Linked DNA regions of Homo sapiens: region 1 is linked to region 2. Evidence: read pairs that join two places in POLR2A ChIA-PET (ENCODE). Cell type or tissue: GM12878. All regions are shown on one strand. Each heading gives the region's core, and the rest is flanking DNA. Links, peaks and the distances in the headings are about the cores only.

Evidence for each region. Peaks named below come from ENCODE experiments on the same cell type or tissue, not always from the same donor. Only the 100,000 strongest peaks of a DNase experiment are listed, where the experiment ranks them.
Region 1: POLR2A ChIA-PET joins it to region 2 with 5 read pairs; 15 of 35 experiments call an interaction of 5 or more read pairs at or near these places.

What each region holds. Positions count from the first base shown.
Region 1 is chr17:28,863,405-28,878,999 of GRCh38, reverse strand. No RefSeq gene overlaps it. Among named protein-coding and RNA genes, the nearest start is that of MIR4732, 9.5 kb to the right of the region's middle. RefSeq lists an enhancer at 7,364-7,433 and a cis regulatory region at 12,871-13,927. In GM12878, for the core only: no CTCF peak of the experiment used is centred there; a DNase peak (open chromatin) is centred at 7,669; H3K27ac peaks cover 1,465 bases.
Region 2 is chr17:28,795,665-28,811,378 of GRCh38, reverse strand. The region is part of intron 1 of FAM222B (family with sequence similarity 222 member B); the gene reads left to right. It also overlaps the pseudogene RPL31P58. Among named protein-coding and RNA genes, the nearest start is that of FAM222B, 39 kb to the left of the region's middle. RefSeq lists an enhancer at 1,697-2,638. In GM12878, for the core only: no CTCF peak of the experiment used is centred there; a DNase peak (open chromatin) is centred at 2,724; H3K27ac peaks cover 379 bases.

The sequences.
Region 1 (15,595 bases), core at 3,939-11,938, 66 kb before region 2:
ACATAGGAAGACTCCATCTCTTAAAAAAAAAAAAGAAGAAAAGGTGGAGGAAACTGCCAGGTTCACTGCACCTCTGTACCGGTATACTGAGCCCTACTCAGTAATGGAGCCCATCTCTCAGGCTTAAGAGCTTAGACTCTGAAGTAAGGCAATGTAGGTTTAGATTTTAGCTTTATTGTTCATTACCTGTGTAATCTTAGGTGAGTAACTTCATCTTTCTGGGCCTCAATATTCTTATTCATTTAATGAATTTATCAAATGCTTGCAATGTACTAAGCATTGTCTTAGATGCCAGAGCAATGAGTCAACAAAATAAATGCACAGCCATTCAAGCTTACATTCAGATAGAAACAAGAAAAATTAAACGTACAGTATGTTAGATAATGGTAAGTCATAAGGAAAAGAAGTCAAAGAAATTATAGGAAGTGTGGGAGTCCGCTGAAATTTTAGGGTATCCAAAAAAGGCCTCATTAAGAAGGTAGCCCTGAAGAAAGTAAAGGATTGAGCCATTCAGATATCTGAAGGAAGAGTTTTCCATCCAAAGGCCCTGAGGCAGGAGAGTGTCTGGCATGATGAAAGAATAGCAAGGTCAGGATGTTTGGAGCAAGGGAGTAAGTCAGGGTATCAGGAGATGAGTCAGGATCTCATCTTTCCAGATCATGTAGAACCTTAATGAGGCATATTGTGGTCTTTACTCTGAGGTGGGAAACCACTGAAAGGCTTTGAAAAAGGAGTGATATCATTTGATACACCTTAAAAGGTATTTCTAGGCACCAAGACAATTCAAGGCAGAAAGGAACAGATGGTGCTAGAACAACTGGGTCTGTATTGGGGAAAAAAATTGAATTGCAGCTGAGCGTGGTGGTTCATGCCTGTAATCCAAGCACTTTGGGAGGCCTAGTTGGGTGGACCACAAGGTCAGGAGTTCAAGACCAGCCTGGCCAAGATGGTGAAACCCTGTCTCTATTAAAAACTACAAAAATGGGCTGGGCACAGTGGCTCACGCCTGTAATCCTGGCGCTTTGGGAGGCCGAGGCGTGCAGATCACGAGGTCAGGAGATCGAGACCATCCTGGCTAATGCAGTGAAACCCTGTCTCTACTAAAAATACAAAAAATTAGCCAGGCATGGTGGCAGGCGCCTGTAGTCCCAGCTACTTGGGAGGCTGAGGCAGGAGAATGGCATGAACCCAGGAGGCAGAGCTTGCAGTGAGCCGAGATCCGCACCACTGCACTCCAGCCTAGGTGACAGAGCAAGACTCCGTCTCAAAAAAATAAAACTACAAAAATTAGCCAGGTGCAGTGTCAGGCACCTGTAATCCCAGCTACTCGGGAGGCTGAGGCAGAAGAATCACTTGAACCCAGGCAGCAGAGGTTGCAGTGAGCCGAGATCATGCCACTGCACACAGAGTGAGACTCTGTCTCAAAAAAAAAAGAAAAAAACAATTGAATTGCAACCCCCTACCTCACACCATATACCCAAATCTAGTTTGGGGTGGATCACAGACCTAATGTAAAAACTCAAAACATAAAGTTCATAGAGCAAGCAGGGAATGTTTCTATGACCTTGACATAGGCAAGATTTCTTAAGACCAAAAAAAAAAAAACTACTAACCATAAAAGAAAAATTTGATATATTGCATCATCACAATAGGTCTTGGCCAGCCAGGCATGGTGGCTTATGCCTGCAATCTCAGCACTTTGGGAGGCCGAGGCGGGTGGATCACCTGAGGTCAGGAGTTTGAGACCAGCCTGACCAATATGGTGAAACCCTGTCGCTACTAAAACAACAAAAATTAGCCAGGCGTGGTGGCAGGCTCCTGTAATCCCAGCTACTCAGGAGGCTGAGGCAGGGAGAATTGCTTGAACCCAGGAGGCGGAGGTTGCAGTAAGCTGAGATCGCGCCACTCTACTCCAGCCTCAGCAACAGAGCAAAACTCCATCTCAAAAAAAAAATTAACTGAGCATGGTGGTTTGTGCCTATAGTCCCAGCTACTTGGGTGGCTGAGGTGGGAGGATCGTGTGAGCCTAGGAGATGGAGGCTGCAGTGAACTATGATCACATAACTGTACCCCAGCCTAGGCGACAGAGACCCTGTCTCAAAAAAAAAAAAAAAAAGAATGAGAAGACAAGCCTCAGAATAATGGGAAAAAATATTTGCAAGATATATGTCTGGCAAAAAAAAAAAAAAAAAACTAGCATTCAGAATATATTTTACCAATCAGTATGGGAAGAAATGGTAATGCCGCAGAAAAATAGACAAAGGAATGGCCAATAGATGTATGAAATCTGTGTGACAGATTGTATTTTCCACAGATAGTGGCAACAATATCTTCCATCCTACATGTTCCTCTTACAGTGTCACTTTGACCATCCTTACAATTAGAGGTAGAGCCTATTCTTCCTTCCCTTGAAACTGGTGGGACTTTTGTGGCTATTCAGGCCAATAAAGAGTATTGCAGAAGTGACATTATGTGACTTCTGAGTTTAGATCACAAACGATGACAAAGCCTGTGCTTTATTTGCTGGAATACTCTCTCTTTAAGCCTTTAGCCACCATGTAAGCAGTATGACTGTTCTGAGGGCACTGTACTGTAAGGAAGCCCAAACAGAGGGACCACAGGGTTGGGCCCTGGCTACATGAAGAGAAAGAGATAGACACCTGCAGCTGCTCCAGCCACCATCTGGCTGCATGTGCAGGAGAGACCCCAAGCCATTTCTGCCCAGCCAACCTCCTAAAATCCAGACTCCTGAAACTGTGTGAGATAGTAAATGGACTGCTCATTGTTTAAGCTTCTAAGTTGGAGGTTGATTTGTTACATAGTAAAGAATGGCAGGAATAGCATGCATAACTTCATTAGTCATCAGGGAAATGCAAATTAAAACCAAAATGAGATTATCACTTCACACCTACCAGAATGACTGAAATGAAAAAAAAAGTTACAATATCAAGCATGGGTGAGGAGGAAGAGCAATTGGAACATTCATACACTGCTGGTAGAAATATATGTCAATACAACCACTTTGGAAACCTGTTTGACAGAATCTACTACAGCTGAACAAAAGCATACCCTTTGACCCAACCATCTCACTCCAACAGCAATATACATACATATGGGTACAAGAATACTCACAGCAGCATTATGAATAATGGCCCCCAAATTCAAACAACTCAAATGTTCATCAATGGTAGAATGAAAAATGTGTATCATATTCATGAAATTGAATACTATGCAGTAATAAAAACAAATGAACTACTGCTACATGCAAATACTTGAATAAATCTTGCAAACGTAATGTTGAGTGAAAGAAGCCAGACATGGGCTGGGTGCGGTGGTTCACACCTGTAATCCCAGCACTTTGAGAGGATGAGGTGGGCAGATTGCAGATTGCTTGAGTGTGTGGCAAAACCCTGTCTCCACAAAAGATACAAAAAAAAAAAATTAACTGGGCATGGTGGTTTGCACCTATAGTCCCAGCTACTCGGGAGGCTGGGGTGGGAGGATTGCTTCAGCCCGGGACGTTGAGTTGAGGCTGCAGTGAGTCAAGATTGCACCATTGCACTCCAGCCTGGGAGACACAGTGAGACCCTGTCCCAAAAATAATAATAGACGGGTATGGTGGCTCACGCCTGTAATCCCAGCACTTTGGGAGGCTGAGGCGGGTGGACTGCCTGAGGTCAGGAGTTCGAGACCAGCCAGGCCAACATATAGTGAAACCCCGTCTCTACTAAAAATACAAAAATTACCTGGGCGTGGTGGCGCACATCTGTAGTCCCAGCTACTTGGGAAACTGAGGCAGGAGAATTGCTTGAACCCGGGAGGCAAAGGTTGCAGTGAGCTGAGATCACACCATTGCACTCCAGCCTGGGCAACAGAGCGAGACTCCATCTCAAAAAATAATAATAATAATAATATAGATTGTATCATTCCATATAAAGTCCAAAAAGCAGGCAAAGCTAATCTATGACATTAGATCAGCTAAAGGTCACCTTTGGGGAAGAAGAGACAGAAATAGAGGGCACAGGAGCCCCCTGAGAATGTCCTGTTTCTTGACCTGGATGGTGATTACATGGGTGTGTTCACTTTGTGATAATTCACTTATGAGTCATGCACTTTTTGAATATATGTTCTACTTCAGCAAAAAGTTAATTAAGAAAATAAATTGCGGGCAAGCCGCTAGGTCCCCTTCCACACTGTGGAAGCTTTGTTCTTTCACTCTGCAATAAATCTTGCTGCTGCTCACTCTTTGGGTCCGCACTGCCTTTATGAGCTGTAACAATCACTGCGAAGGTCTGCAGCTTCACTCCTGAGGCCAGCAAGACCACGAACCCACCGGGAGGAATGAACAACTCCGGACGGGAGGAACCAATAACTCCAGACGTGCCGCCCTAAGAGCTGTAACACTTACTGCGAAGGTCTGCAGCTTCACTCTTGAAGCCAGCCAGACCATGAACCCACCAGAAGGAAGAAACTCCGAACACGTCCAAACATCAGAAGGAACAAACTCCGGACACACCATCTTTAAGAACTGTAACACTCACTGCGAGGGTCTGCAGCTTCATTCTTGAAGTCAATGAGACCAAGAACCCACCAATTCTGGACACACCATGTTCATGCCACTGCATTTTGCCCTGGGTGACTGCATTTTGCCCTGGGTGACAGAGCAAGACCCTGTCTCAAAAAACAAAACAAAAAAAATTGTGATTAATACATAGAAAATAGGGAATTGAGTGGTTGCTTTTAAATTGGAAGTATAACTTACATAGCGAAAGGGGTACAAATCTTGTGAATTTTACATATAATAAAATTTCATAAATGCATATACCTTTCTAACCAGCGTGAAGATCAAAATCTGGAACATGTCCAAAAAAAGAAAATAAATTGCCTCCAAGATCTTCGTCCCATCTGGAAGAACGGAAGAACGGAGTTGTTATTTACTGAAATGGGAAAAACATTTGAGGGAGCAGACTTTTTTTTTTTCAAGATAGAGAGATAGTCTCTCTCTGTCGCCTAGGCTGGAATGCAGTGGCACCATCACGACTTACTGCAGCTTTGACTTCCCTAAGCTCAAGTGAACCTCCTACCTCAGCCTCCTGAGTAGCTGGGACTACAGACATGCACCACCATACCTGGCTAATTTTTGTTTGTTTGTTTGTTTTTTGAGATGGAGTCCCGCTCTGCTGGGCTGGAGTGCAGTGGCACTATCTCGGCTCACTGCAACCTCCACCTCCCAGGTTCAAGCGATTCTTCTGCCTCAGCCTCCCAAGTAGCTGAGACTACAATTGCATACCACCGCCTGGCTAATTTTTGTATTTTTAGTAGAGATGGGGTTTCACCATGTTGCCCAGGCTGGTCTCGAACTCCTGAGGCTCAAGCAATCCACCTGCCTCAGCCTCCCAAAGTGCTGGGATTACAGGCATGAGCCACCATGCCTGGCCCACTACTGGTCTTTTCACTGCTTCCTGTTGACCTTCAGGAAAAGGAGGCCTGAGTGGCTGCAATGAGACCCAACTAGGAGATGGTCCAGGTTGGCCTTAGTGTCAGGGACACTGACTTCAGCAAGAAGATGAGAGGGGCCTTGCTGAAAGAGATCTGAAGGGTGCTGGAGAGGAGGAAGGGGCAATGATGTGGGGGTAGGGAGTGAGGAGGGGATGCCTCAGCACCTGTACTAATGCCAGTGGACCCCTGGAATGGAGAAAGCCAGGCCTCTGTCCCCAGAGCCTGGAACCAGCCTCAGGAAGAGAGAGTGGAGAGTATAGAGCATTCTGCCTGAGCCTTCAGAGGCCTGCTAAGGCCCTGTTTACCATGAACTTCCATGAACCCAGGAAGGAAAGGGCTTAGTATATAGAATGGGCACCTGGAGTGTGCAGGTGATGCTGTTTCCTACCCTGTTGTGCTCATGACCCCACCAGCCTTAGGAATTCGATATAGAGGGTACCAGGCCTGCCCATCTTCCCTGCTGTGCCCAGTCCCTAGGCCTGAAGGCCCAGCACAGAGGGGGTTAAGGGCTCAGGAACGCTTGCCTCTGGGTGGGTGGGAACTGTCAGCAAGGAGCCTTGTCTGTCTTGATAATCCAGGCTGCCTATCTTTTCCACAGCAGCTGTGAAGCAAACAGGTTGTCCTGGCAGGGAGGGAGGAATGTAAAGGCCTGGCTGATGGCGGGAAGGATTTGAGGCAGTAGGGACACTCAGGCTCCACTCAACAGCCACCTTTAGAACTGTACCTGGCTGGGCGCAGTGGCTCACGCCTGTAATCCCAGCACTTTGGGAGGCCGAGGCAGGCGGATCACGAGGTCAGGAGATCAAGACCATCCTGGCTAACACGGTGAAACCCCATCTCTACTAAAAATACAAAAATTAGCCGGGCGTGGTGTCGGGCACCTGTAGTTCCAGCTACTCGGGAGGCTGAGGCAGGAGAATGGTGTGAACCTGGGAAGTGGAGCTTGCAGTGAGCCGAGATCACACCACTACACTCCAGCCTGGGGGACAAAGCCAGACTCCGTCTCAAAAAAAAAAAAAAAAGAAAGAAAAAAAAAAGAAAGAACTGTACCAGGAGACTGGAAAGGTCATGGCCCAAGTCTGGACTTGAGAGTCCCCACTGACCCAGAGAATAGGAACTGGAAGCTGATGAATAGAGTTAGGGAGGTGTTGAGAGGAAAATTTCCATTTCTGACTCAGTATGTGTCTCAACAGGGGTGCAAGGGGGACACTATCACGTGTACGTGCACGGGTATGAGTGAGCACGAGCGCCCACAGGTGTATGCCCCGTTGGAGAGAGTAAACAGGGAAAGCCCACTGCAAAGCCAGGAAGGAAGGAGCTTGGCATCTGTTGAGCTCCTGTTGTTCATGTGCCAGGCTCTAGGTTAGAACTATCCACCTTCACTGTCTCATTTCATCTTCACCAGCATGGAAAAGAAAGCATTTGAACCCCTTTTTTTTGAGACAGAATCTTGCTCTGTCGCCCAGGCTGGAGTGCAGTGGCACGATCTCGGCTCACTGCAACCTCCGCCTCCCCGGTTTCAAGCAATTCTCCTGCCTCAGCCTCCTCAGTAGCTGGGATTACAGGCCTGTGCCAACAAGCCCAGCTAATTTTTGTATTTTTAGTAGAGATGGAGTTTCACCATGTTGGTCAGGCTGGTCTCGAACTCCTGACCTCGTGATCTGCCCGCCTCAAGCTCCCAAAGTGCTGGGATTATAGGTGTGAACCACCGCGCTCGGCCTTTTTTTTTTTTTTTTTTGAAACAGAGTCTCACTCTGTCACCCAGCCTGGAGTGTAATGGCACTATCTCGGCTCACTGCAACTTCTGCCTCCTAGGTTCAAGAGATTCTCCTCCCTCAGCCTCTCGAGTAGCTGGGATTACAGGCGCCTACCACCACGCGTGGCTAATTTTTGTATTTTTAGTAGAGACAGGGTTTCGCCATGTCGTCCAGGCTGGTCTCAAACTCCTGACCTCAAGGGATCCGCCCACCACGGCCTTCAAACTGCTGGGATTACAGGCATGAGCCACTGAACCTGGCCTGAACCCCATTTTACTGTTGAGGAAGCCAAGACTCTAAGATCAGGTGCAGGGGCCAGAATCACTCAGCGGTAGTGTGGTGGAGCCCGGACTCTGACAAGTCAGTCAGAAGCTGTGCTTATTTCCTGCTAGCTCTCAGTACTCCTAGACAGGAAGCAAGAACCCTAATGTACAACCCCTGAACTGTGAAGGCGAAAGCTCTGGTTCAAGCCAAACATGGGCCTGTGATTTCAGGACAAGTGAGCTTCATGAGAAGGCTTGGCTCATAAACTGCAGGAGGTCAGAGAAAGGAGAGGGGATTGTTGCTGGATTGCAGCTGCCCAAGAGCAGTGTGTGGAAGAGGCTAAACAAGGGATTAGATGACTAGGCATGGTGGCTCATGCCTGTAATCCCAGAACTTTTAAGGGCTGAGGTGGGAGGTTTGCTTGAGGCCAGGAGTTTGAGATCAGGCTGGGTTGCACAGTGAGAACCCCCATCTCTATTTTTTTTTTTTGGTCACTGTTGTCAGCCTGGGTTGGAGTGCAGTGGCGTGATCTCGGCTCACTGCAACCTCCGCCTCCCAGGTTCCAGCAATTCTCCTGTCTCAGCCTCCCGAGTAGCTGAGATTACAGGCGCCTGCCACCATGCCCAGCTAATTTTTCTATTTTTGGTAGAGACACGGTTTCACCACGTTGGCCAAGCTGGTCTTGAACTCCTGACCTCAAGTGATTTGCCTGCTTCGGCCTCCCAAAGTGCTAGGATTATAGGCGTATGCCACTGTGCCTGGCCTCTATCTCTATTTAAAAAAAAAAATTTTTTTTTCTGAGATGGAGTTTTGCTCTCGTTGCCCAGGCTAGAGTGCAGTGGTCCAGCCTTGGCTCACTGCAACCTCCACCTTCTGGTTTGAAGAGATTCTCCTGCCTCAGCCTCCCAAGTAGCTGGGATTACAGGTGCCCACCACCATGCCCAGCTAATTTTTTTGTATTTTTAGTAGAGACGGGGTTTCACCGCATTGGTCAGGATAGTCTCGAACTGCTGACCTCGTGATCCACCCACCTTGGCCTCCCAAAGTACTGGGATTACAGGCCTGAGCCACTGCGCCTGGCCCTAAAAAAATTTTTTTAAGACAGGGTCTCACTCTGTCACCCAGGCTGAAGTGCAGTGGTGCGATCACGGCTCACTGCAGCTTCAACCTCCCAGGCTCAAGCGATCCTCCCACCTTAGCCTTCTGAGTAGCTGGAACTACAGGTACATGCCACCACACCAGGCTAATTTTTGTATTTTATGTAGAGATGGATTTTGTCATGTTGCCTAGGCTGGTCTCCAACTCCTGGCCTCAAGCAATCCACTCGCCTCAGCCTCCCAAAGAGCTGGGATTATAGGCATGAACCACCACACCAGGCTTCTACAAAAATTTTGTTTTAAAATTACCTGGAGCCGGGCGCGGTGGCTGACGCCCGTAATCCCAGCACTTTGGGAGGCCGAAGTGGGCAGATCATGAGGTCAAGAGATAGAGATCATCCTGCCCAACATGGTAAAACCCCATCTCTACTAAAAACACAAAAATTAGGGCCGGGAACAGTGGCTCACGCCTGTAATCCCAGCACTTTGGGAGGCCGAGGTGGGTGGATCACCTGAAGTCGAGAGCTCAAGACCAGCCTGACCAACATGGAGAAACCCCGACTGTACTAAAAATACAAAATTAGCTGGGCGTGGTGGCACGTGCGGATAATCCCAGCTACTCTGGAGGCTGAGGCAGGAGAATCACTTGGACATGGGAGGAGGAGGTTGTGGTGAGCCAAGATCGTGCCACTGCACTCCAGCCTGGGTGACAAGAGCGAAACTCCGTCTCAAAAAAAAATAATAAATACAAATACAAAAATTAGCTGGGTGTGGTGGCACACGCCTATAGTTACAGCTACTTGGGAGGCTGAGGCAGGAGAATAGCTTGAACCCAGGACACAGAGGTTGCAGTGAGCCCAAATCACGCCACTGCACTCCAGCCTGGCTACAGAGCGAGACTCGGTCTTAAAATATATATATATATTACCTGTACCTGGAGCCAGGCCAGGCGTGGTGGCTCATGCCTGTAATCCCAGCACTTTGGGAGGCCAAGGCGGGTGTATCACGAGGTCTGGAGTTCAAGACCAGCCTGGACAAGATGGTGAAACCCCATCTCTACTAAAAATACAAAAATTAGCCAGGCGTGGTGGCGGACACCTGTAATCCCAGCTGCTCAGGAGGCTGAGACAGAGAATTGCTTGAACCCGGAAGATGGAGGTTGCAGTGAGCCGAGATTGCACCACTGCACTCCAGCCTGTGGAACAGAGCAAGACACCCTCTCAAAAAAAAAAAAAAAAAAATACGTGGAGCCGGGTGCTCACGTACAGGCTCATGCCTGTAATCCCAGTACTTTGGGAGGCCAAGGTAGGCAGATCACTGGAGGTCAGAAATTTGAGACCAGCCTGGCCAACATGGTGAAACCCCGTTTCTACTAAAAATACAAAAAATAATTAGCCAGGAGTGGTGCATGCCTGTAATCCCAGCTACTCGGGAGCTGAGGCAGGAGAATCTCTTGAACCCAGAGGCAGAGGCTGCATTAAGCCAAGACTGTGCCACTGCATTTCAGCCTGGGCGACAGAGCGAGAAAACAAATTTTTTCCTGGGTGTGGTGGTATGGGCCTGCAGTCCCAGCTACTTGGGGGACTGAGGCAGGAGGATTCCTTGAGTCCAGGAATTCAAGGTTGCAACGTGCTGTGATTGTACCACTGCACTCCAGTCTCTGGAAAAAAAAAAAAAAAAGAGGTCCGATAGATGAGTGGAGTCTGCCTGCATAAGTAGAAACACAGAAGGAATCCTTGCATCATTCAGGGGCTTTCTTACACGATTTCACTGAATCTTGTTTGTTTGTTTGCTGTTGTTTTGAGATGGAGTTTCACTCTGTCGCCCTGGCTGGAGTACAGCGACGCAATCTCAGCTCAATGCAGCCTCCGCCTCCCAGGTTCAAGTGATTCTCCTGCCTCAGCCTCTTGAGTAGCTGGGATTACAGGTGCCTGCCAGCACACCCAGCGACCTTTTTTTGTATTTTTAGTAGAGGCAGGGTTTTGCCACGTTGAACAGGCTGGTCTCCAACTCCTAACTTCAAGTGATCCACCCACCTTGGCCTCCCAAAGTACTAAGATTACAAGTGTGAGCCACCGTGCCCAGCTAGATTTTACTGAATCTTCTGAAGGATCTTGTGAGGCAGGTATTATTCTCATCCCTATAATAGATAAGGAGGCTCAGAATCACATTACTGGTAACTGGCAGAACTTAGGTTTGATTCCATTGAAACTCAAAAAGGCCTCACAAAGACACAAAATCTACCCTATTCCTAGCGGGTTTGTGCATAGAGCCAGGGTGTGGGGTCTGGAGAACAGGGCTGTAGTTCTGCTCACTATAAGACTCGGGCCAAGCACTTCCTCCCTGAACCTTAGTTTCTCTATCGTGAAAATGGCATGCAGGTGTCTTTTGGAGATGGATGGACATCGGCAAAGCCCCCAGGAAAGCCATTCCTAGGACCCCACTCCCTGGAAGGGCTCCAGGGGCATCTGGGTACAGTGCTCAACATGCACACTTCCTCATGGGGCTGAACGGCATAAAGAGTATAAGGGAACATATGCTTGAGCATCTGTTCCATGTAAGGCGTTCTCTGAACACCTCCCAGGATAAATCCCGGGTGCTGGGCCAGGGAGATGGTTCAGACAAGGTGCCCATTCATGGAATGGTTGGGGACAAACAAGGGAATTTGCCACACTGTGATGAGGACAACAGTAAGAGCAGGTCCCAAGCCTGGACCTCGAGAGGGAAGTGTCAGGGAGAGTGAAGAGAAGCTTCACAGACCAGTCAGGATGAAGTGGAGCAGGCCTCTCTGACAAACTCCTAAATCTCAAGCCCCATTGACCTCATGGAGGGTAAGGATTAGAATGGTTTTCCAGGCTGGGCGCAGTGGCTCACATCTGTAATCTCAGCACTTTGGAAGGCTGATGCGGGAGGAATGCTTACTCAGTTACTCTTGAGAGGCTGAGGTAGGGGGATCCCTTGAGCGCAGAAGTGAGTTATGACCACAACACCGCACCACTGCACTCCAGCCTGGGCAATAGAATGAGACCCTATCATTTTTAAAAGAAAAAAAAAACAAAAAAAAAAAACAGTGGCCGGGCAGGCGGATCACCTGAGGTAGGGGGTTCAAGACCATCCTGACCAACATGGTGAAACCCCGTCTCTACTAAAAATACAAAAATTAGCTGGGCATGGTGGTGGGCGCCTGTAGTCCCAGCTACTCGGGAGGCTGAGGCCAGAGAATCCCTTGAACCCGGGAGGCAGAGGTTGCAGTGAGCTGAGATTGTGCCACTGCACTCCAGCCTGGCAACAGAGCGAGACTCAGTCTCAAAAAACAAACAAAACAAAACAAAACGAAAAACCAGTTTTCCAGCTTCTCAAAATTTCTCAAAGTCCTTTGTTCCTGAATGAGTTTTGCTACTGTCTGTGCTATGAGACATTGAATGAGAAAACACTGAATAACTGTTTGAATAACCATATTATTTGGCCTCCTTTTATCCTTGTATAAAATTGCTAATGTCATGAGACATAGTAAAGCAACCAAGAGGAAAATAAGAGTAATTCTACCCGCTGAATTTATTATTTATTTTTTAGAAACAGGGTCTCACTCAGCCAGCCTCCCATGCTGGAGTTCAGTGCTGCTGCAATCATAGTTCACTGCAGCCTCAGTCTCCCGGGGTCAAGCAATGTTCTCACCCCAGCCTCCCAAGTAGCTAGGAATACAGGCATGTGCCACCACAGCTGACTAATTTTTTTTTTTTTTTTTTTTGAGATGGAGTTTTGCTCTTGTTGCCCAGGCTGGAGTACAATAGGATGATCTCAGCTCACTGCTGCCTCTGCCTCCCGGGTTCAAATGACTCTCCTGCCTCAGCCTCCTGAGTAGTTTGGATTACAGGCATGCACCATCACGCCCGGCTAATTTTGTATTTTTAGTAGAGATAGGGTTTCTCCATGTTGGTCAGGCTGGTCTCAAACTCCCGACCTCAGGTGATCCGCCCGGCTGGACCTCCCAAAGTGCTGGGATTACAGGTGTGAGTCACCGCGCTTGGCCCACAGGTGGCTAATTTTTAAATGTTTCTGGAGAGATGAGGTCTTGCTATGTTGCTGTGGCCAGTCTGAACTCCTGGGTTCAAGCGACCCTCCTGCCTCAGCCTCCTAAAGTGCTGGGATTACAGGCATGAGTCACTGTGCCCGGCCTGAATTTCTTTTTTTAATGTGTATGCTGTGTATCTCTATGTGTTGTATGTCTGCGTACATGTGGGCAGTGCACATGTGTGCATTTGTATGTGTGTGTTTTGCATATTATGTGTATCTGTCTGTGAGTGTCTATGGCTGCTTCCTGTTCCTCTGAGTCATGCATTGTTCTCCGATGCTGAGAGGTGGAGGGAACCCTTAAGCTTTGGACAATTCTCTCCTCCTCTCTGCCTTCAGTTTCTCTCCTATATAAATGGGAGACTTGAACTCCATGATTTTGAAGGACCTGTACAGATCTGACCATCCTTAACTTCATCACCATACACTTTAGGACTTCTTCCAAAAAAGACCTAAAGAACAGTCAAGAGCTTAAAGCTGCAGTGGCAGGGGTTGAAGTTAGAAGGACGAAGTCCCCAGACTTGCCTCACTGGCCTCAGAAAAGCCATGGAGCTCCTGGTTTGAAGCAAAAGCTGTCAGAATTTAAAAGTCAGGCCCAAGGCCCTAGCTGGTGTCCTCCCACCCCTGTACTGGCCAGAGAGTCTCCATGTGCCTTGCAGAGAGGCAGAGGGATTCACATTCCAACTCCCTGTGGGGTACTGGGGAGGCAGAGGAATGGAAGAACAAATATCCAGGAAAACAGCCCTGGGCGGGAAGCGCCTCAGCCCTGCTTTGGCCCGTGTTGGCTCCTGATAAACAGAAGGCTGCTGGGCCCCCACCCTGATAGCCCAATGTCTGCTTATCAGGGCCCCCTGACTATCCCTCCCAGGCCCAGACTCTCCTCCAACCCACACCCTACTCACAGCAATCCCCACCCCTGGCCAGAGGCCACAGCCACAGGATCTCTGGCTGGCTGAGATAATCTCTCCCCTTTCCCTTTAGGACGCCTAGGTTCTGCCCATGCTCACCTTTGGACTTGGCCCCCAGGCACTAGGCAGAAGTCTAGGAAGTAAGTGGCATGAAGCTTGCCCTAGTACACGAAGCCCTGCCTTTGTTGAAGGAGCTTGAGCTGTCTGTGGGGTTTCTGAGTAGAGGTGGCCTCGCAGGAGGGACACAGGACAGGAAAGGGGGTCAGGGGAAGCAGGAGCAGACATAACGACAATGCCTCACCTGGTTAGAGCAGCTGGATTTCAGAAGCTTTGTCGCTCATCTTTTTTTTTTTTTTAAACGGAGTCTCATTCTGTCACCCAGCGTAGATGGCAGTGGTGCAGTCTTGGCTCACAGCAACCTCTGCCTCCTGGGTTTAAGCAATTCTTGTGCCTCAGCCTCCCGAGTAGTTGGGATTACTGGTGCTGCCACCACGCCCGGCTAATTTTTTGTATTTTTAGTAGAGATGGGGTTTCTCCATGTTGGCCAGGCTGGTCTCAAACTCCTGACCTCGAATTATCCACCCACCTCAGCCTCCCAAAGTGCTGGGATTACAGGCGTGAGCCACCGCACCTGGCCCTCACTCATCTTTCTATATTTCTTTTTCTTTTTTTTTTTTTTTTTTTGAGGTAGAGTCTCACTCTTGTCACCCAGGCTGAAGTGCAGTGGTGCAAACATGGCTCATTGCAGCCTCGACTTTCCAGGCTAAAGTGATCCTCTCACCACAGCCCACCAAGTAGTTGGGACTATATAGGCACATGCCACCACAACTGGCTAATTTGTTTTCTTTTTTTTTTTTTTTTCGTACTTTTAGTAGAGATGGGGTCTCACTATGTTACCCAGGCTGGTCTTGAACTCCTGGGCTTAAGTGATCTGCCCCCCTCAACCTCCCAAAGTTCTGGGATTACAATCGTGAGCCACCATGCCTGGGCTCTCACTCATATTTCTGACTTGACTCTTACAACTTGGCAAGATGTGTATAACCACCAAAGCTCAGAGAAGTGCAATTTGTCCCCAGTCACACAGTTTGTGAGACAGAAGAAAGAAGTAAAGAAGGAAACTGACATTTGTTTCATATGTGCTAGGACCTGATCTGGGAGCTTGAGATGAGTGCTCGTATCACCCTCTTCATCACTGTATAAGGTTGGTATTGACAGCTGCCATTTTAAATTTGAGGAAACTGTGAGTGGGAACACTTGGTCCAAAGTCACAGAGCTGGATGCAGCACAGCTGAGACTGTCACTTGGGACCTGTCACCTCTAGACCTGGGTTCTTGCAATGGTCCCAGGTGGCTTTCAATAATATTCCATGGGCTTTCAGATGTTCAAGGACAGGCCTTGTGGGGGTCCCTGAGGGAATGGGGTGAGGTGGGAATGAACTTGTTTGAACCCCTTCTGTTGACCGGCACCAGCAGCTGATCCCCTAGATCTGGCAACTCTGTGAACTGGGGACTATTGTTATTCCTATTTACAAATAAGAACAGGGAGGGTCCCAGAGAGAAAATGGCTTGCCTGAGAGAGCCACAGCTTTGTCCATCTGCCTCCTCAGGCCAAGGTCTCTCTCCTCCCCCATATTACATTAGGCTCAGCTTGATGTAGGCTGGAACATTTATTTAGTTGTTAATTATGTGATAGAAGTACATCAGTGAGCTGGGCGCAGTGGCTCACGCCTGTAATCCCAGCACTTTGGGAGGCTGAGGCGGGCGGATCGCCTGAGCTCAAGAGTTCGACACCAGCCTGGGCAACACGGTGAAAGCCTGTCTCTACTAAAAATACAAAAAATTAGCTGGGCGTGGCAGCGAGTACCTGTAGTCCCAGCTACTCAGGAGGCTGAGGCAGGAGAATCGCTTGAACCCAGGAGGCGGAGGTTGCAGTGAGCTGAGATTATGCTACTGTACTCCAGCCTGGGCGACAGAGCAAGACTCTCGCTAAAAAAAAACAA
Region 2 (15,714 bases), core at 2,586-10,585:
AACCTCTGCCTCCAGGGTTCAAGCGATTCCCCTGTCTTAGCCTCCTGAGTAGCTGGGATTACAGGCGCCTGCCACCACACCTGGCTAATTTTTTGTATTTTTAGTAGTGACCGGGTTTCACCGTGTTAGCCAGGATGGTCTTGATATCCTGACCTCGTGATCCACCCGCCTCGGCCTCCCAAAGTGCTGGGATTACAGGCGTGAGCCACCGCGCCTGGCCTAAATGGGCATTTTCAACGAAACGTGTTTGGAGCAGGTTTATCTTAATGTTGATTAGCAAAGAGCTACAGTACCAAAAGGGATGAATATTTTTTTTTTTGGCAACACTTTGATAAATATTAATTAAAATGGTTCAGAGTTTATGTAATACAGGTTCAGTTTCCCACGATTGTTGTAACTGGGGTCCACTTTTGAAGACAGAATTGATACACTGGAGCTGTCTTACACTTTTGGCTAGATTAGTGATTTTTTTCTTTGCATTGATTTATTAGATCTCTAGACAATTAGGAGCAATTTGGGATGAAAGCAAGTATTATAAAAAATAGGGATAATGGGATAGGAAACCATTTCAGCTGTGGAAAGTAATAGGGATTACGAAGCTTACTTTACCTTTTTTAAAAAGAAGATTTCAAATACCTTAGAATAGACATGTTACTAAAAAGTAGATTCACAGTAATCCTGTGTCAGGTTTTGGGTTTTTATTACTCACTTGTCCCTTAAGGCTCCATGAGTTGTATTTAAATTGGGAGGGAAAGGGGATCCCCCAGATGTTGACTAGTTAACTTGCTACTGAGAGTGAACTGTTAAAAATCACTGATTGAAGCCTTTACAGTTAGCTAGTATATAAAACAGAGTTAGCTAGTATATAAAACAAAGTTAGCTAGTATATAAAACAAAGTTAGCTAGTATATAAAACAAAGTTAGCTAGTATATAAAACAGAGTTAGCTAGTATGTAAAACAAAGTTAGCTAGTATATAAAACAAAGTTAGCTAGTATATAAAACAGAGTTAGCTAGTATATAAAACAAAGTGCACTTTGATATCTAAGGTATAGGAAGCTGGGGAAGTGACCAAAAAAACCAGTTGGAAGGCGGGGTGCAATGGCTTGCTCCTGTAATCCCAGCACTTTGGGAGGCTGAGGTGGGTGGATCACTTGAAGTCAGAAGTTAAAGACCAACATGGTGAAAACCCCGTCTCTACCAAAACATAAAAAAATTAGCTGGGCGTGGTGGTGCACTCCTGTAGTCCCAGCTGCTTGGGAGGCTGAGGTGGGAGAATTGCTGGAACCCGGGAGGCAGAGGTTGCAGTGAGCCAAGGTTGTACCACTGCACTCCAACCTGGGTGACACAGTGAGACCCTGTCTCAAAAAAACAAAAACAAAAACAAAAAAAAACCAGTTGGAGGCTGTACAATTTCAACTTGCTTCTGTCAAAAAACAAGTTTGCCCTTCTATTTGATATCTGGGTGGTTTTTATGTTCTCTACCCATGGGTGAGCAGTAAGTACAGCTTTATAAAGTTATACTTCACTCACTTTTTTATATTACTATTTTTTAATTTTTATGTTTTGTAGAGAATAGGGTCTGGCTCTGTTGCCCAGGTTGGTCTCAAACTCCTGGCCTCAAGCAGCCCTCCCAGAGGCCTCCCAAAGTGTTGGGATTAAGGTGTGAGCCACTGCACCCCTCCACGCCCGATATTTCTATTTTTTTGACTGATTTGTGTGATCACTGTTTTGCATGGTGCAATAATTAGGGGTTCGTGAAAGAATTTTCCCAGGAGACAGAAGACTATGTATAGAACTAATCATAAATGTATTTGCACTGATGTTCAAATATCATTTAAGGGGCATGGAAATCCTGGAATTTGGTCATCTGCAAGGAAACAATTATAGAAAGCCATAATCTCTTAGGTTGAGGGGGCATAGTGCTGGTTGAGGTTAAAGCAGTTGATTTAATTTTCTTTAGCAGTCTGTTTTTATCCAACCTGCTTATTTCATTTCTCTCTCTCTCTCTTTTTTTTTTTTTTTTTGAGACGGAGTCTCGCTCTGTCACCCAGGCTGGAATGCAGTGGCACAATCTCTCTGCTCACTGCAGCCTCTGCTTCCCAGGTTCAAGCAGTTCTCCTGCCTCAGCCTCCTGAGTAGCTGGGACTACAGACACGCACCAGCACGCCTGGCTAATTTTTGTATTTTCAGTAGAGACAGGGTTTCACCATGTTGGCCAGGGTGGTCTCAAACTGACCTCAGATGGTCCACCTGCCTCGGCCTTCCACAGTGCTGGGATTACAGGCATGAGCCACCGTGCCCGGCCCATCCTGCTTATTTCTGTGAGTCACGGCTTGGAATGTGTTAAGAAAAAGGACTCTATGTTCTCTCTAAAGGGAGACTCGAGACTAATCCCCTGTTCACATCAGAAGTATAAAATGATCCCCTTGAGAAGGTGAAAGAAAAATATTGGGCCCTTGGCATTGCTTGATTCTCAGAATAATCAGCTTGAGTGTTGTAAGGTTTGGAATTGGGAAAAGCTTACTCTAGGTGAGAAAATATTAGAGGCACAGGAGACTCTGAGAATGCTCTGTCAATTGTCAGAGACTTATTTAGAACAATGGATGCATTCATATGGAGATGTGGGTGATGGTAGTTTTTAGCTTTTCAGCTTTTTCAGTCAGGTGTCAGAGACAATATTTTGTGTGTTTAAGCACAATCCCCTCCCCCAGGGTTTGACTCTTGGAAGCTGAATCTTTTGAGGAAGTTGTTTGCTATGAGTCTGAATCCTGAAAGTAGAGGACTTGATGGAGTCTGTAATCTGTTTACCACTCAGATGAGGATGTAGAATTTATTGTTGGTGAGTTACTGAACTCTTCCTAAAGAATGGTTGCTTAGGCAAATTTTCTCTCAATCAGTTTAACCCTTAGTAGTTTACAGTCTGTTCTCAGTGAAGGCCAGAGCTGTCTTTCTAATGATACTGTCCTTTAAGAATCCTTGTTGGATATGCATGTGTGTTGTTCAGTGGCTCAAAATAAAGGACTGGAATGATGTATGGTTCTCTCTTCATCCAGGACAATTTAGCTTTTGGTAACCTGGGCTGGCATTGTTATTAATTTCTCTCCTAGATCAAATGGTTGGTGGGGTTGCTTTCCAACGTTAAGACACCACTGTGTTTGATTATTTTGGTTTTGTAACTAATAGGGCAATGAGTAATGCATTCATTTTGGAAACAGGCCAGTGGTAACACAGCTCTTGGGCCTGCTGGACGTGTGGAAAAATAGGACAGAGTAAACAATTGAGGGCATAAATAATGAATCTTCCAACTGAGCCCTGGGAGAGTGAGGGAGATTATCCTCAGAGCTGTTCAGTCTGGCAGTAAAAGGGAAAGAGTCCACTGAATTAATTACCCAGACTGTATTTGATACTGCAGGAGGTATGAGATTGTCAAAACCATTCAAAACAAAGTTACCTTTCCGATACAAACTTTTAATCCATCTTTTTGTTTGTTTTAAACCAGACATTTGAATTGTTCATTTATTTTTTAGAGTCCAGGCCTTTGTATCTTCTTTAAACTTTGTTCTATATGTTAGCATTCTGTGAACACTTGATGGTCCTTTTGTTTAGTCAGATCTTAGAAGTTTACTTCATTAGAGATTTCATGATCTGTAAATACATAAAACGTCTCACAAAAGGTTAAGACAAGAGTTTGGGCCAGATGTGGTGACTCATGCTTGTAATCCCAACACTTCAGGAGGCTGAGGCGGACGGATCACTTGAGGCCAGGAGTTCAAGACCAGCCTGACCAACATGGTGAAACCTCATCTCTACTAAAAATATGAAAATTAGCTGGGCATGGTGGCACAGGCCTGTAATTCCAGCTACTCAGGAGGCTGAGGCAGGAGAATTGCTTGAACCCAGGAAGTGGGGGTTGCAGTGAGCTGAGATCGTTGGACTGCACTCCAGCCTGGGTGACAGAGTGAGACTCCACATAAAAGCAAAACAAACAAACAAAAAAACACACACACAAAAACAAGCGTTTCTTCAGCCCAAGAATCATTTCCAGTATTAAGATAAATATTTGCCAGGCGCGGTGGCTCACGCCTGTAATCCCAGGACTTTGGGAAGCTGAGGCAGGCGGATCACCTGAGTTCGGGAGTTCAAGACCAGCTTGACCAACATGGAGAAACCCCATCTCTATTAAAAATACAAAAATTAGCTGGGTGTGGTGGTGCGTGCCTATAATCCCAGCTACTTGGGAAGCCCAGGCAGGAGAATCGCTTGAACCCAGGAGGTAGAGGTTGCAGTGAGCCGAGATTGTGCCATTGCACTCCAGCCTGGGCAACAGGAACGAAATTCCATCTAAAAAAAAAAAAAGATAAAAAAAGATAAATAGTCTTACTTTTGGATAGTTTTTATCCAGTGAATTAAATGAACATCGGTCTCAGCATTTCTCTGAAGTAGGGAAAACTAATGGCCTGTGATTATCTAAATAACTTAAGTGATTTGGTAGTGAAGCCAGACCGAGAGCCAAGGTCTCTGAATTCTTCCTTTCTCTGAATTTCTAATATAGCTTATTATTTTCTCCAAGAAATTTCAGGAACCCTATTTGAAATGATTTGAAGTTTTCCTATATCTACCCTGAGAGGCTTTTTTTATCTTTCTGGTTGTGAAGGGGATCCAAACACCAGTATGCTATTATTAATCAAAAGAAGAATGCTCAAGATGAGGTATTGGAGAAAGAAAAAATAAAGTTGTTAAGAAAAGACCAACTTGAAGGTGATTTTATTTTGTTTTGTTTTGAGACAGGGTGCCGTCCCAATTATATTGCCCAGGCTGGCCTTGAACTCCCGGACTCAAGCAGTACTCCTGACCCAGCCACCGAAGGGACTACAGGTGTGCACCGTGGTGCCCGACTTCCAAATTGAAGTTTTATTATATTTGGTGCTGGTGGATCCCAGGAAGGAAATACTGGGCTGGTTAGATTAAATTCAGTCATGGACTGAGTTTGTTACATTGCGGCCTAACTGAAAAGGGCAGAGGGCATCTTTACCAAGATATGGACAAGACTCTAGTTAAGAGTTCATTCCTTAGATTCACAGAGACCAAAAAGTGGAAAAAACAAAAGTTCATTCCTGATCTTTGAAAAGTCTGTTATTGATTATACACACAAAAGGGCAAGCAGGCAAAGTATAGACAGGTGAAATCAATCCAAAGATATTCTCAAGGACACTTTTTTTTTTTTTAGTTGGAGTTTCACTCTTGTTGCCTAGGTTGGAGTGCAATGGCGCGATCTCGGCTCACTGCAATGTCCACCTCCCAGGTTCAAGCGATTCTCCTGTCTCAGCCTCCCAAGTAGCTGGGATTATAGGAATGTGCCACCACATGCACCATGTGCCCAGCTAATTTTGTATTTTTAGTAGAGATGGGGTTTCTCCATGTTGGTCAGGCTGGTCTCGAACTCCCGACCTCAGGTGATACGCCCACCTCCACCTCCCAAAGTGCTGGGATTACAGGCGTGACCCACCGTGCCCTGCCTCAAGGGCACATTTTTAGGCAACAGCTTTAACTTCCTCTGGTTTTTAACTGAGGTTTTCTAGGCATACAGACTACTGAAAAATTTGTTTTTTTCTTTGGTCATTCAACTAAGCAGTAGGCAAGATAGCCAAGAACCTGTATTACACTTAGTTTTGTTTTGAGACAGAGATCCCACTTTTTTGTGTTTCTCTTTCTTTCTTTTTTTTTTTGAGACAGGTTCTCACTGTGTCATCCAGGTTCGAATATAGTGTGATCACGGCTCACTGCAGTCTCCACCCCTTGGGCTCAGGCAGTCTTCCCATCTCAGCCTCTTTTATTTTTTTTGAGATGGGAGGCTTGCTCTGTCACCCAGGCTGGAGTTCAGTGGCATGATCTCGGCTCACTGTAACCTCCACCTCCTGGGTTCAAGTGATTCTTGTGCCTCAGCCTCCTGAATAGCTGGGATTACAGGCATGTACCACCACACCAGGCTAATTTTTGAATTTTCAGTAGAGACGGGGTTTCACCATGTTGGCCAGGTTGGTCTCGAACTTCTGGCCTCAAGTGATCTGCCTGCCATGGCCTCCCAAAGTGGTGTGAGCCACCATGCCCGGCCCATCTCAGCCTCTTGAGTAGGTAGGACCACAGGTTCGCATCATCATGCCTGGCTACTTTTTTCATTTTTTATAGAGACGGGGTCTCCCTATGTTGTCCAGGTTGGTCCCAAACTCCTGGGCTCCAATGATCCTCCCACCTTGGCCTCCCAAGTGCTGGGATTAGAACCATGAGCTATCATGTCCAGACTACACTTAGTTTCTTTCTTTTTTTTTTTCCTGAGATGGAGTCTCGCTCTGTCGCCCAGACCAGAGTGCAGTGGCGTGATCTCGGCTCACTGCAAGCTCTGCCAATGGGGTTCACGCCATTCCCCCGCCTCAGCCTCCCGAGTAGCTGGGACTATAGGTGCCTGCCACCACGCCTGGCTAATTTTGTTTCTGTATTTTCAGTAGAGATGGGGTTTCACTGTGTTAGCCAGGATGGTCTCGATATCCTGACCTTGTGATCTGCCCACCTTGGCCTCCCAGAGTGCTGGGATTATAGGCGTGAGCCACCGCACCCGGCCTGCACTTAGTTTCTTAATCATCAAAAGTAGTATATAACTCAGTACTGGACCTAGAAAAATTCAGCTCAATGTAGTATCCTTGGGACAGTTTGTTTTATTTAATACTAAATATAAAATCTATATTAGAGGCCAGGCATGGTGGCTCATGCCTGTAATCCCAGCACTTTGGGAGGCCGAGGTGTGTGGATCACAAGGTCAAGAGATCAAGGCCATCCTGGCCAACATAGTGAAACCCCTTCTCTACTAAAAAATACAAAAGTTAGCTGGGCGTGGTGGCGCGTGCCTGTAGTCCCAGCTACTCGGGAGGCTGAGGCAGGAGAATCGCTTGAACCCGAGAGGTGGAGGTTGCGGTGAGCCGAGATCGCGCCACTGCGCTCTAGGCTGGCGACAGGGCGAGACTGTGCCTGAAAAAAAAAAAAAATCTGTATTAGCATTCTCCAGAGAAACAACCAGTAGGGTAAATATATAAGAGGGGATTAGGACTTGGCTCATTTAGTTATGGAGGCTGAGAAGTTCCACAATATGCTGTCTGCAAGCCCGAGAACCAGGAAAGCTGGTGGTGTCATTCAGTCTGAGACCAAAGGCCTAAGAACTAGGAGCTCTGATTGCCAAGGGGAGGAGAAGATAGATGTCCTGGTTCCCGAAGAGACCTGACCTTTGTTACTTAATCACACTGAGGTGCTATGGAGAATTAAAATCTTTCAAGTAAGTCATACGTAAACTAGCTTTTGATACTGAAATGTCATTTTTGTTTGTTTTTTGCTTTTTGGTTTTTTTTTTGAGACGTGGTCTTGCTCTGTCACCCAGGCTGGAGCGCAGTGGCATGATCTCGGCTTACTGCATCCTCTGCCTCCCAGGTTCAAAAAGTTCTCTGCCTCAGCCTCCCAAGTAGTTGGGATTACAGGCACCTGCCACCACACCCAGCTAATTTTTTTGTATTTTTTTAGTAGAGATGGGGTTTCACCATCTTGGCCAGGCTGGTCTTGAACTCCTGACCTCTTGATCCACCCGTCTCGGCCTCCCAAAGTGCTGGGATTACAGGCGTGAGCCACCGCACCTGGCTGAAATGTCTTCATTGTTGGTGTCTTCTGACCCCATAGTATATGTAAATAATTCATCATATGTGGGTGAGCTGTTGGTAGCTAAGCCAAAGAAACAAACTGCAGCCAGACACAGTGGCTTATGCCTGTAATCCCAACACTTTGGGAGACTGAGGCAGGAGGATTGCTTGAGCCCAGGAGTTTGAGACCCGCCCAAGCAAGATGGTGAGACCCTCTCTATAAAAAAATTAGGTGGGTGTGGTGATGTGTGCCTGTACTCCCAGCTACTTGGGAGGCTGAGATGGAAAGATCCCTTGAGCCCAGGAGTTCGAGGTTGCAGTGAGCTGCTATCCCAAGTAGTGAGAGAGCAGGGTGAGAGAGCAGGACCGTGTCTCTAAAAAGAAAAAAGAAGAACCTGGGTACGGTGGCTCATGCCTGTAATCTCCACACTTTGGGAGGCCAAGGTGGGCAGATCACTTGAAGTCAGGCATTCGAGACCAGCCTGGCCAACCTGGTGAAACACTGTCTCTACTAAAATTCAAAAATTAGCCAGGCATGGTGGCATGCACCTGTAATCCCAGTTACTCAGGAGGCTAAGGCAGGAGAATTGCTTGAACTTGGGAGGTGGAGGTTGCAGTGAGCCGAGATTGCACCACTGTACTCCAGCCTAGGCAACAGAGTGGGACTCCCTCTCAAAAAAAAAAAGAAAAAGCAAAGAAACAAACCTCTCTTCTTAACCAAAGCAAAGTTTTCTAACACTGGGCAATACTTGCTAATAATCAGAGCTGTTGGCTGAAATGAAATCCATTTAGAATAGTCAGTGTGTGATGAAAGTAGTACTGTCATCACTTTGTTGTTGTTTTTGCAGTTGTATAATTTTATTTGATGACCAGTGGTTAGTTCTTATCCACATGGAGTGTCTGTAGATTTTGAAAGTGGTAACAGGTACATAAGTAACCAAAGTATAGAGCTTGTTTTAGTGAATTTTTATCTTCATTACATTTTCTGGACAACCACGCAGGGATACACTGTGTGAGACATTCCTTATTCCTTTGGCCCAGACAGCTTTGTTGAGCCTGCTATCAATGTGTGCATCTGGGGTCCTCATCTCCCTCATGGCAAATTTCCAGATCTCTTTGAGTGCCTGAGGGGCTTGCTTCTTAGAGGCTCACTCCATGAATGCACTTGTGAATCTCAATAGTGTATTCTTGGGTTACCACCTGGTTGATGGCAGAACAGCCTTTCTTCTTACCACCCTTTGCGGGAGCCATTCTGCTAGGCCCAAATTGGAAAGCAGTCATCACTTTAAAGCTGGGGGTTTCTGGCTGGGCGCAGTGGCTCATGTCTATAATCCCAGCACTTTGGGAGGCCGAGGTGGGTGGATCACTTGAGGTCAGGAGTTTGAGACCAGCCTGGCCAACATGGTGAAACCTTATCTCTACTAAAAATACAAAAATTAGTGGGGTGTGGTGGCAGACACTTGTAATCCCAGCTACTCGGGAGGCTGAAGCAGGAGAATTGCTTGAACCTGGGAGGCAGAGGTTGCAGTAAGCCGAGATCGCACCATTGCCGATCACACCATTGCACCTGGGCCACAGAGTAAGACTCTTTCTCAGAAAAAAAAGCTGGGGGTTTCTTTAAGTGCTGTTTGCTGGGAAGATATTACCTGAACAATCACTTTTTTTCTTTTTCTTTTTTTCTTTTTTTTTTTTTGCATTCAGCAAAGTGTTTTTGAGGATCAGTTGCTGAACTGAATGAAAATCAGATTTTATGCCACTTGCAGAATTGGGATGATTTAGACAACATTCGTGTTGCTTCAAAGGAGAAGCATAAGCATTATTAGTCATAACTTAAGATTTACTTCCTTCCAAAAGCTAAGCACTTCTACCATTGGCATTTTATTTATCTTCATTCTTATTATGTAAAGGATAGGACTTAATCTACTTTAAAAGGAAAGATATATCAAGTCTGTGAGAAGTTGAAGACAGCTCATCCTAAATTAGGAGGGAAAAGTCCCATTTACTGGGTTCCTGTATGGACCCTCTGCCTTACCCAGCTATTCAGCTGGGAATGGTTTTACTAGAAGAAGAAGAACAACAATAATAATAATAATAATAGTAAAGTGCTGGGATTACAGGCGTGAGCCACCATGCCCAGCCTGTTTTACTATTATGAAGACATTAATTTAGCAGCTGTAAAGATACTGGTTTGGCTTTTGCTTATCTTACTCTCCCAGAACTTTTTCTTTTCTTTTTTTTTTTTTTTTTTTGAGACGGAGTCTCGCTGTCGCCCAGACTGGAGTGCAGTGGCATGATCTTGGCTCACTGCAGCCTCCGCCCCCCGGGGTTCACACCATTCTCCTGCCTCAGCCTCCTGAGTAGCTGGGACTACAGGCGCCCGCCACATCGCCCGGCTAATTTTTTGTATTTTTAGTAGAGACGGGGTTTCACTGTGTTAGCCAGGATGGTCTCGATCTCCTGACCTCGTGATCCGCCCGCCTTGGCCTCCCAAAGTGCTGGGATTACAGGCGTGAGCCACTGCGCCTGGTCTTTTTTTTTTTCTTTGAGACGGAGTCTCGCTCTGTCGTCCAAGCTGGAGTGCAGTGGCACGATCTCGGCTCACTTTAACCTCCACCTCCCAGGTTCAAGCAATTCTCCTGCCTCAGCCTCCTGAGTAGCTGGGTTACAGGCGCCTGCCACCACGCCCAGCTAATTTTTGTATTTTTAGTAGAGATGGGGTTTCACCATGTTGGTCAGGCTGGTCTCGAACCCCTGACCTTGTGATCCACCCGCCTCGGCCTCCCAAAGTGCTAGGATTACAGGTGTGAGCCACCGCGCCTGGCCAACTTTTTTTTTTTTTTTTTTTTTCAACAAAATGTGGAACTAGTAGCTTAATTAAGAATCCACATCTTAGTTTTAACTTGTCTTGCCAGGTGTTACTGTGCATTCACTAAAGTGCTTTACAAAATATTTTAATATTTGGCCTATATTTAGTGAGGTATGGTGCAATTGGAGAGTGATACTGTGTTAGAACTTTTCTCCAGAGAGACAAAAAGAACCTTTCATTTTAAGAAAAGTCCTTTGACTATTTCCATAGTCCCTGGCAAAATTAAGTTGGAAAAGGCAGCTTTTTCAGCCAGATATATTTTTATTTTTGCCTCTTCTCCAAGCTGAACCAGTGTCCCAACTGAAATGTGTCATTCTTATCAGTGATAGTATATTTTGGGAGAAATTGTTCCTTAGTGCGCCTAGAAGTAAGAAGCTTATGCCACTTCAGCCTGCACATCAATTTTAATAGCTCTCTAAAATTGTTTATACCAACTCCCTCCACCTCACATCTGTCCACATCTGCTCATCTTTCAGTTCCTCACAACTAGTTAAGAAAGTCTCATAGGCCGGGTGCGGTGGCTCACGCCTGTCATCCCAGCACTTTGGGAGGCCAAGGCATGCAGATCACCTGAGGTCGGGAGTTCGAGACCAGCCTGACCAACATGGAGAAACCCCGTCTGTGAAAAATACAAAATTAGCCAGGTGTGGTGGCTCATGCCTGTAATCCTAGCTACTCGGGAAGCTGAGGCAGGAGAATCGCTTGAACGCGGGAGGCGGAGGTTGCTGTGAGCCGAGATCGTGCCATGGCACTCCAGCATGGGCAACAAGAGTGAAACTCCGTCTCAAAAAAAAAAAAAAGAAAGTATCATTGCTCAACCAGAGAAATGCCAGTCTTTATCAAAGTCATAGTTACATACAACAGCAGTCTTTGGTATGTGTGGAAGTTTGCATTACTTTGTTTTCTTATTGTTTAAAGAGCCTTTCTTGCCAGGTGTGGTGACTCACACCTATAATCCTAGAACTTTGGGAGGCCAAGGCAGGAGGATCTCCTGAGCCTAGGAGTTCAAGACCAGCCTGGGCAACAGCCGAGATCTTGTTTCTACAAAAAATAAAATAATTACCTGAGTGTGGTGGCAATCACCTGTAGTCCCAGCTTACTCAGGAGATTGAGGCAGGAGGATCACTTGAGCCTAGGAGTTTGAGGCTGCAGTGAGCTATAGTGGTGCAACTGCACTGAAGCCTGGGTGACAGAGTGAGCCCTGTCTCTTAAAAAAAGAAAGTTTTGGCTGGGCGCGGTGGCTCACGCCTGTAATCCCAGCACTTTGGTAGGCCGAGGTGGGCGGATCACGAGGTCAGGAGATCGAGACCATCCTGGCGAACACTGTGAAACCCCGTCTCTACTAAAAATACAACAACAACAAAAAAAAATTAGCCGGTCGTGGTGGCAGGCGCCTGTGGTCCCAGCTACTTGGGAAGCTGAGGCAGGAGAATCGCTTGAACCCGAGAGGCAGAGGTTGCAGTGAGTTGAGATCGCACCACTGCACTCCAGCTTGGGCGACAGACCGAGACTCGGTCTCAAAAAAAAAAAAAAAAAAGTTTTTCTGTGTTACAAAAACAAGAGGCCAGTCGCGGTGGCTCACACCTGTAATCCCAGCACTTTGGGAGGCCGAGGTGGGTGGATCATGAGGTCAAGAGATCGACACTATCCTGGTCAACATGGTGAAACCCCGTCTCTACTAAAAATACAACAATTAGCTGGGCATGGTGGTGTGCGCCTGTAGTCCCAGCTACTTGGGAGGCTGAGGCAGGAGAATTGCTTGAACCCGGGAGGCGGAGGTTGCAGTGAGCCGAGATCGTGCCACTGCACTCCATCCTGTCAACAGAGTGAGACTCCATCCCAAAAAAAGAAAAAAAAAACAACAGGATTCCATTCTTGAAAACAAGTTGATAAATTGCTTTTTATTAAAGGTGCAAGTGGCCTGGTGTGGTGGCTCACGCCTGTAATCCCAGCACTTTGGGAGGCCGAGGCGGGTGGATCACGAGGTCAGGAGATCGAGACTATCCTGGCTAACACGGTGAAACCCTGTCTCTACTAAAAATACAAAAAATTAGCCGGGCATAGTGGCGCTACTCAGGAGGCTGAGACAGGAGAATAATGTGAACCCGGGAGGCGGAGCTTGCAGTGAGCCGAGATCGCGCCACTGCACTCCAGTTTGGGCGAGAGAGCAAGACTCCGTTTCAAAAAAAAAAAAAGGGGGTGCAAGTGCCTAAGTATTAAACTTCACATGAGAAAACAAAAACTGTATTAGTTATGGTTAAGTGCTTTTTAAAAAATTACCTAATTAAAAGCTGTGCTGCTGTCTTGCACTGAAACTAACAGGTAAACCATGGAGAAACTGTAGTTTCTTAGTGAGGATTGCTCTGACTATGCTGTTTAAAATTATTACCCTACCCAGTACTTTCTATTTCCTTACACTGCTTTATTTATTTAATTTGTTATTATTATTTTTGAGACAGGGTCTTACTCTGTTTGCCCGGGCTGGAGTGCAGTGGCATGATCTTGGCTCACTGCAGCCTCAACCTCCTGGGCTCAGGTGATTCTCTGACCTTAGCCTTCCAAGTAGGTGAGATTGTAGGTGCACGCCATCACACCCGGCTAATTGTTTGTATTTTTAGTAGGTTTTGCTCTTGCCAGGCTGGTCTCAAACTCTTGGACTCCTGCAGTCTGCTCACCTCAGCCTCCCAGAGTGTTGAGATTACCAGTGTGAACCACCGCGCCTGACCTATTTATTTTTCATATTTTTTTCGTAGCGTTTATTACTCTTTTTGTGTGGCTGGGGGACCGGGTCTCACTGTCACCCAGGCTGGAGTGTAATGGCACGATCATGGCTCCTTGCAGCCTCCACCCCTGGGGCTCAAGTGATCCTCCCATCTCAGCCTCCTGTGGAGCTGGGACCAAAGGTGCACACTACCACACCTGGCTAATTTTTTTTTTGTAGAGATGGGGTCTCCCTATGTTGTCCAGACTGGTCTTGCTCTTGGGCTCAAGCAGTCCTCCTGCCTCAGCCTCCTAAATTTCTGGGATTACAGGCATGATCCGTGATGGCTGTCCAGTTTCTAGTATCTTTATATGTGAAAATGGGGCTGATGATACATACCCAACCTATCTCAAAGGGCATCTTGAGAAGATGGAGAGAGAATCATGTGAAAAAGCACTTTGAAAATTGTAAAACTCCCTACAAATGTAAGATATTGTTAATGACCTTACAAAAACCACCTTTTTAAAATGATTTGGAATCATAGACTCTAAAAGTTGATTCTAGTGGTCTAGTCCAAATTCTTAGCTACTGAAAAAAACCCTTTTCCATAATTCCTGATGAATGATAATTGCTTTTGCTTCAGTATTTCTCTATTGCTGTTGAACAAGATCAAATTGTTCTTTATGTTCACTTAAAATTGCCCTTCTTCAAAAACTTTATTAACTTATTTTTTATCTCTGGAGCTCAGAGACAGATCTGCTTCCTCCTTTATATGATAGCCCTTTTATGACATGCTCATTTGAGATCTTCATCATCTCACCTCAAAATCGCAATAGCCAGCCAGCCGCTGTGGCTCATGTCTGTAATCCCAGCACTTTAGGAAGCTGAGGTGGGCAGATCAGTTGAGGCCAGGAGTTCAAGACCAGCCAACAACAAAACCCCATCTCTACTAAAAATACAAAAATTAGCTGGGTGTGGTGACTTACGTCTGTAATCCCAGCTACTCGGGAGGCTGAGGCAAGAGAATCACTGAAGCCCAGGAGGGGAAGGTTGCAGTGAGCTGAGATCGCACCATTGTACTCTAGCCTGGGTGACAGAGCGAGATCCTTGTCTCAAAAAAAAAAAAAAAAAAAAAAAAAGCAATAGCCACTTAACTGGCTTCTACCATCTCCTGTTTTTCTTTCACACTTGAAGAAGATTTATTCTAAATAGACATCTGATAATGTTACTTGCCTTAAAACCTATCCCTATCTCCCCATGGTTTTCAGAGAAGTCTGACATTAGCAAATAATAGTTATAACTGCCGTCAAGCATAGGCAGTGTACTAACCACTTTGCAAATACCATCTCATTTAATCCTCACAATTATTCTGAAAGGTGTTGGGTCCACTTTCTTTCTTTCTTTTTTTTTTTAATCTTTGCTGTTGAAGTAGATCAACAATGCCATTTGCCTGTTGAAAAATAAGATTTTTCCAGGATTTTGTTAAAAGAAGATAAATTGTTAGTATAACAGTAGCTTCTGTCTTTGCATACTGTCTCTTCTTACTACTACACACTGGTGGCACATGATGCATTTAGTGCATAGTAGCATGGTGTGGAGATCAGACCACAGTGCTTTACTTTAGCGCATCCAGGGGAAATTTAACAATTCTCAGTAACTCTCAGCCTTAATGGGCTTGTTTATTGTTAAAATTCATCTTTATCAAAGGAAGCACCAGTTAATGATTTTTCTCCTGGCCCAACATGCTGGGTATTAACTGGAATTGCTGAGTGATTTGCAGTGGGGAAACCATGAGAGCAATTTCATGTTTGTCCACAAATTATCATTAGCAGTTTCATTTGCAGATTGAAGAAGCAGGAGGAATGGGCTCTTTGCCAGTTACAGCTTCCCTCCGCTTAGGGTGTTAGTTCAATTATGTCCAATTAACTTTTATTGCAGATAGTGATGATAATTACTTGCAAGTCAGTTTTTGGCTGCAGTTAAACCAAGACTGAAGTATGAACTTGATGGATTTTAATAACCGGTATGACACATTTCACACCCTCACTCCACTGCAGTTATTTCTTTTTCCAGGCCTCTTTTAGACAAGAAGTCAAAGCATTGAAAAGTCCATCTCACAATTAAAACATACTGTCCTTCCTTGGAAGAGACTTATAGGATCATATTTTAAAATAATCTATTAGGAGCAGTCTTAATGGCTTTTTACATTCTGAGATCATACCCTTGAGTTCACTGTTGCTTATCATAGGAGAATAGACTGAGATTAACTAAATGTCATTCATAGCAATATATGCTAATTTTAAGATTATAGTAATTGGCAAGGTACAATCTGGTTTTCTGATTGCGTTTTAAATTCTCTTCTAAGTGCAAAAGAAAACTTGGTTTGGACACTTTAAAAGTCTGTAGGACATTGGCTGTAATCCAGTGCCTGTAATCCCAGCATTTTGGGGGGATGAGGTGGATTGCTTA